Linked DNA regions of Homo sapiens: region 2 is linked to region 1. Evidence: chromatin contacts called from ENCODE Hi-C or POLR2A ChIA-PET data. All regions are on one chromosome and are shown on one strand. The core of a region is the stretch at or near the end of the contact, and the rest is flanking DNA. Distances in the headings are between cores, read along the strand shown. Region 1 holds the start of DENND2C (DENN domain containing 2C). Region 2 holds the start of TSPAN2 (tetraspanin 2).

Region 1 (3,106 bases), core at 191-2,690:
GGCAAACTCAGAACAGGCCTACAAGTATCCCCAGCAAAAGCCTACAGGTTACAAAACTGCCATTTTCTTTTTTATTTCCCATCTCCCCGCTAAAATCCCTCGCACACATATCCATAGTAAAGAACAAAAACGTCTATAATAAAGGCTGTATGAAAAAATATGGCTATATATTAACAATATTTTGGAAGATTTAAATCTTCCTATAAGCAGCCCGTCAATTCACAAAAACAAATTAAAGTCTTGATTTGGAACAATATTCCCAGCTTACTTTAGCAGGTATCTTAAACTACAACTATTTAGCTAAGACAAAGAAGTAGATTATTTGATTGCTACAGACTTCGCGGTAAATGATTCAGCAACAGTGTATAGATAACACCACTGTGCTATTCTAGAAAATTTCATCAATCATTTAAAAATAGGACACACTCAAACAATGGGGGTCACTTTGTGGGAAAAGTTTAAACAACTTATTTACACAGTAAGCAAGGATCTATCACTTTATCTAAAACACTGCAGAAGAATCACTAGCTTTAGGGTAAACGTTTGTAAAGTGCCTACTATGTACCAGGCAAGTAGTAGTTGCTTCACAGAATATACACGCTCCACACGCACGTTCAAATATCTGACATTTGTAGAATACTGTCACTCATCTGATTTGACCCTGAGAATACCCATAGGCATGAACTTGCCAGTTTCACAGTTACGGAAAGAGAGGCCCAGGAAGTTAATTTGGCCGAGGTATCACATCTGGTTCCGCGGGTTCTGGCCCTAGACTTGAGCCTTTTGACTCATAATCTAATCATCAGCTGCTATACAGCTCTAGTTACTCAAAAGCTCTTAGGTGTTCCACTGTCAGACTTTTAAATTAAAATTCTACTTGACAACTTTCGGTATTGTGCGTATTAGATGCTGTTAAGAATCAAAACACCAAAAAAAGCAAAATATTGTTTGGAAGTGCATCGTCCCAGCATGTCGAAGTTCAAGCTCACTGGCTAATTTTGGAGAAAGCCCGCGTTTCCCCAGGCTGCCGGGCGCTCCCTCCCTCTTCCCCAGCAGAGAGCGGCGCCCAGCCTAGGGGTCCCCAAGCCCCTGAGGTAGCGAGGAGGTCTTCAGCCAGGCTCCGCCACAACCCGTGCGGCCACGAGAGGACGTCCCAAAGCTGGGCCCAACAACCGGTTGCTCCTCCGGACGGAGGAGGTGCCGAGACAGCGGGGCGCGGAGACACCACCTCCGCCAGCTCGGCTCGCACCGTCCGAGGACTACGCCGCGGCGCCACAGCCCCGCACCCGACGCCCAGAAGGGTGATGCCGACAGCCCCGAGAGTCCGAAGCCCCTGCGGCTTAAAACCCCGCGCCGAATCACCCCGACTCTTACCTGTCTGTACCTCAACGTTGTCTCCTGTGGCCAAGCTAGTCTCCCGGGTATCACTCGGGTCCGCTCCGTCCCGCCCCCGCAGGCCCTGCCGAAGGCCCCGTCCCGGCTGCAGCCCCACCCCCTAGCCCCGCCCTCCCTGGCAAGGCTCAGTTCTTATTGGCTCCTATTCCCACCCCTCACGCTATGCCCGCCTCCGACACCGCCCCGGCCGGCGGTGAGGGGAACCACCACGCCTCAAGTCCGCTGTATGGCCAGAACCTTGCCAGGACCTCGGTCACTGCAGTTCCAGCAGGCGGGCGACCAGTGTCACCGTCGTCCGGCCAAGCCCTCGAGCCAGAGCTCCATCGCCTTCGCCTGCCGTCGCATCGGCCCCACGGAGACGGCCCTATGCTTCATGTGAAGGTTTACTCTTCACAACTACTCAACAAGATAAAGCCTGGCTTAATCAGGGAATCCAAGCACTGTTTCCTAGGCTGACCTCAGTGAGCAAACAATTGCACTACGGTGCCAACTTGAAACGTCAAGAGAAGCAAATAACTCTCGCGGCACCTCAGGCTTGGAATCTCAGAACGGGGGTGCCTTGATACTCCCAGTGCGTGAGGTCAGCCCCCACGCCCTGTTGAGACACACATGCCTAAGCGCTCCGCCTGCAACACGCTCTTGCTTAGGTATGTGCGTGGTGTTGTGCCTACTGCAAGCTGTAACCCAGTTTCACCGAGGCTGCGGGACAAGGATCAGTTGAGCCTGTTTCCCAGGCACTCGCTAACCACCCCACCCCGCCTCGCCCCGCCCCACCCCACCCCACCCCACCCAGCCAGAGCCTCTTGGGTCTGGTGACCAAACTCTTCCTACATTTGTTCACACAGAGGTACCAAAATAGAAGACTACCAGAAAGAGAGGTGTTTAGTTACGTATCACGGATGACTGTCACAAGCAAACTTAACCCAAACAATAAAGGTAGCATATCCCAAACCGTTGTGAAACTATCACCTGTAGACAGTAAAACAGAAATTACATTCTATGATGGGGGAAAAAAAAGTAATGACATACTTAAAAAAAATCATGTCCCAATGAGGAAATAAATGTGGATATTGTTTGTAGTAAATTTTGCACACTGATCATTATGGGCTTCCCCCACCAAAAAAAAAAAAATTCTTATATAATGTGTCTATCTATTTATTTATTGAGACAGGGTCTCTTTGTGTCACTCACACTGGAGTGCGGTGGCCCAATCATAGCTCACTTGAAGTCTCAACTTCCTAGGCTCAAAGAATCGTCCCACCTCGGCCTCCCAAGCAGCTAGTATTATAAGCATGCACCACCACCCCCGGCTAATATTTTTATTTTTATTTTTTTGTAGAGACAGGGTCTCGCTATGTTGCCCAGGCTGGTCTCCAACTCCCGAGCTCAAGCAGTCCTCCTGCCTCAGCCTCCCAAAGTGCTGGGATTACAGACATGAGCCACTGCACCCAGCCCAGAAATGTATTTTTTGACCCCTGCATTCAGGAAGATTATTTGGCAAAATAAGGCAGGTTGAATTCCAAGTATCACGTATGAAACCAAATTTATAGATTAATAAATGAATTCACATGTATGTATTCTACTGCCCTCTCATGGGTAAGATGGAGATATACATAATGGTAGTTAATGCCCTTTGAAGTCTGAGAATACAGTGTTTAATGTAGCAATTTGTACTATTTTGATGATGAGGAGGCCAAGGTAAAATAAAATC
Region 2 (3,106 bases), core at 389-2,888, 420 kb after region 1:
GGCTGGTACAATATCAGCCACTAAATAAGCACTGAACCCAGCTTAAGAATTCCTCCTCAGGCTTAAAACTTCATAAGGCTTTGAATTCATAAGCAGTGAGAATGAAGGTTGTCACTGTGGCGTGACATCTATAATTAACAGCTTCTGAAATTAAGCCAGATTCCTAAAAAATACAACATAAAGGGTCTTCAGAAACGCCTCTCCCTATAGTATGCTTGATGTAAATCCCCACGTGTACAAAGGCCATGTGTCTCTTTAAAGTTCAGGGGATGTCGAGGAGGTACCTCCTTCACACCTTCCACTGCTGAAGGATACTGAAGAGCTTGGAGTTGCTGAAGTCACCCAGGCATCTGGGCTAATGGATTGACAGACAAAAGAGGAGCCCATCATTCAATAATTAATTAGTTGCAATCATGGGAAGACAACGTCCCCCAGAGCAGATAGGACAGCCACCTCCTCCAACCTGGTAGTTTCAAAGCACCCAGGCCCTGGCTGCTCTCAAACCTCTTTATCCAATGTTTCCCCTCAGGGTCTAGCTGAGCAGTTACACTGGCTGACATTCTCTTAAGAAAGCCCAAGAGGAAATGTGCAGAAAAGACAATTTTCAGACCTTGTCTCACAGTCCTGCAGGCCCTGGGACAGGGTATCCAGGGATGTAGGTCTGGTCTAGCTGTATCCCTGTCTCGATAATATAGGAGACAAGGGTCAAGATCCTATCTCTCTGTGAACCATGAATCCTGGGAACGCTGTCAGTTCAATCAAACCCTGCAAAGTTGAATGAGATCATCTCTGGGAGAATTAGTATTTAGCAGAGGCTGCGGCTGGGGGTTGTGGAGAGCTGCTGCTGCCCTTTAGAAGCCCTTCCATTCCCCATCCCCTTCTCAGAAGAGAACCCACCACCTCCTCTCACCCAGGGGTACTCTTACCCTGATGCCCAGAAAAAGGACGACGCCCCCCCACCACAATTTTCACTCCTATCTCCAATTTCCTAAACAAAACCATCACAGCCAGGTACAGTGTCCACACACTCGAATGGAGCACCACCCCAGGCAGCCCCAGGGCAGGGGTTTCTCTCCCATCACCCTGGCCAGGCCCTGGTTCCAGCTGGTAGGCAGAGTGAAAAGGGGGTGTGTGCACGGGAGACTGGAGGGGAACAGGGACCCAAGTCCTCCGGAGGTGAGGAGAGGCTGGGTCCCCGCACCTGGGGTCACTAGCTGGGAGATAAAAACCAAGGCAGGTGGGGGTTCCTTCCAGGAAAGAGCCACACGGTGTCTCTCCCCTTCTCACCATTTCTCATTGATCAACCTTCTGTCTTCCCGTTCTCTCCCTTCCATCCCTCCCCTCCCTCTTTGTTTGCCTTCTCCTCGCCTCCGCGTTTGAGCACCCAGCCCTCCCCACGAGCGCGACTCGGACGCCGCAGTCAGCAGCTCGGGGACCCCGGCCCCGCGCCCGCCACCCGGCCCCCTGCCCTGACCGGCCCTCCCGGCTCCTGGTCTCACCCAGAAGAGCAGGTTGAAGCCAAGCAGCAGGTACTTGATGCACCGCAGGCCCCCGCGGAAGCGCCCCATGCTGCGGCCCGGCGGCGGGATCCCCAGTCCCCAGGCCCGCGCTACGAGCGCGGGGAGCGGCAGGCTCCGGCGGGGAGGGGGCGGAGCGGGGAGGACCGGGGCGGGGCCTCCGGGGGGCGGGGCGGGGCCCGGCGGGGAGGGGCGCGTGGACCCCAAGCGGCGTGGCTGGCGACGGGTGGGGGCGCCAGCGGGTGGAGATCGAGCAGCCCGAGGGAGCACGTTCGCTCTTCTCCCGGACCCAGGGACCACCTTCCTTCCCTCCAGTGGGCGCACCGCCGCCGGCTATCGGAGCACCTGCAGGGCGGGAGCGCCCACCGGGGACTGGGGACCCATTTAATCAGCGCCCTGTGCGGAGACCGGTTTGAGGCCCGGGCGATGCTTGAGGGATAAGCACTTGGTCTCGTGGCTATGGAAATCTAGGAAGGTGACCTCGGGTAGAAGAGCTAAGTGGGGTCGGAGGTTGCCCCGAAGCTGGCAGGACCAGTCGCGGGGCACCTGACTGAGTGTCCAGGGCTGCGGCTCCGCGGCGCGGAGCAAGCACACAAGCAGCTTCTAGGGGACCCTCCCTCCGGCCCCTCCCCCCTCCTCGGGGGACTCTTACCTTAATAGGCAAGAACTGAGAGAGGGTGCGGGAGGCGGCGCCCTGAGTCCTGTGGGCTGCCCTCAACCCAGCCGGCCAGTGGAGGGAGTCTGACTTCTCATGTCCTGCCGGGTTCCACTGATCGGAGGGCTTGGAAGGATCCCAAATTTTCGGGATCTTAATTATGATGTGGAGATGGGAGAAAGGGGAAGGGGGCGGTTTTTGTTTTGCTTTGTTTTTATTAAGTTAGGCTGTTGGCAGGAAAATCAGACTCCCACTTCCATTGACTAAGTGTCTACAATATGTGGTGTCAGACAGTATGGGGGAGACAAGAAAGCAAAATTCGGAGAGCTTATGCATAAATTCAGCAAAACTTTGAGTGCCTATTATAGGCCAGACATAGTAGCAAGCCCCAGGGACTCAACAATGAGGAGACAGCCAGGCCCAGAACCACAGTCTCTGGTGTTGGAGACAGATCTGTAAGCAAATAGGGTGAGGAGAGAAGGGCTGGGTGCTAGACAGGTGTGCCTGGCCTGACTGCCTTAACCAGAAAAGGCATTGCTAAGGAGAGGGGCCTGATCTGGTCTAGAAGACGGAGCCCAGGCGGAAAAGATCAGTCCAGGAAGACAGCATGCGCAAAAGCACAGAGCTGGAGAGAACAAGGCCTCCAAGGGAGTTCTGAGAACCGCAGTTAGCCCGAGTGAAGCCTGGTGGGGGCAGAGTGAGTCAGGAAGGCAGGAGCCAAATCACAGCTTTCAGTCGGCTGACCAATGTGCCAAACTGTCATTGGCCCCGAGTGTCCCCACGTGCAACATGGAGGTAATAGTACTCCCCTCATAGAGTTGTGAAGATAAATGAGTTAGTATTTGTGAAGTGCCTAGAACAGTGCCTGGCACAGATTAAGTACTGCATAAGGGTTAGTATTATTGTATCACACTCTTATCAGTCAACCATTCAG

What was found. Hi-C counts contacts between places; a loop is a spot of excess contacts on that map. ChIA-PET counts read pairs that join two places held with the same protein, here RNA polymerase II (POLR2A). Pooled maps may share reads with other maps.
Region 2: a map of ascending aorta shows a loop between it and region 1 (2.4-fold over the local background). The contact joins the promoter of TSPAN2 here to the promoter of DENND2C in region 1. A Hi-C loop is called at or near these places in 2 of 168 maps with a recorded cell type or tissue (ascending aorta and naive thymus-derived CD4-positive, alpha-beta T cell) and 8 of 50 pooled maps. POLR2A ChIA-PET finds 5 or more read pairs at or near these places in 1 of 52 experiments (WTC11).

The regions. Positions count from the first base shown.
Region 1 is chr1:114,668,609-114,671,714 of GRCh38, forward strand. DENND2C (DENN domain containing 2C) reads right to left here and starts at 1,441. Exons shown (of 21, transcript NM_001256404.2): 1 at 1,375-1,441. It overlaps LOC124904354 (a long non-coding RNA gene), which reads left to right and starts at 1,803. Exons shown (of 2, transcript XR_007066465.1): 1 at 1,803-2,042; 2 at 2,241-2,346. RefSeq lists a silencer at 1,445-1,534 and an enhancer at 1,655-1,814.
Region 2 is chr1:115,087,865-115,090,970 of GRCh38, forward strand. TSPAN2 (tetraspanin 2) reads right to left here and starts at 1,639. Exons shown (of 8, transcript NM_005725.6): 1 at 1,500-1,639. The coding sequence starts at 1,568.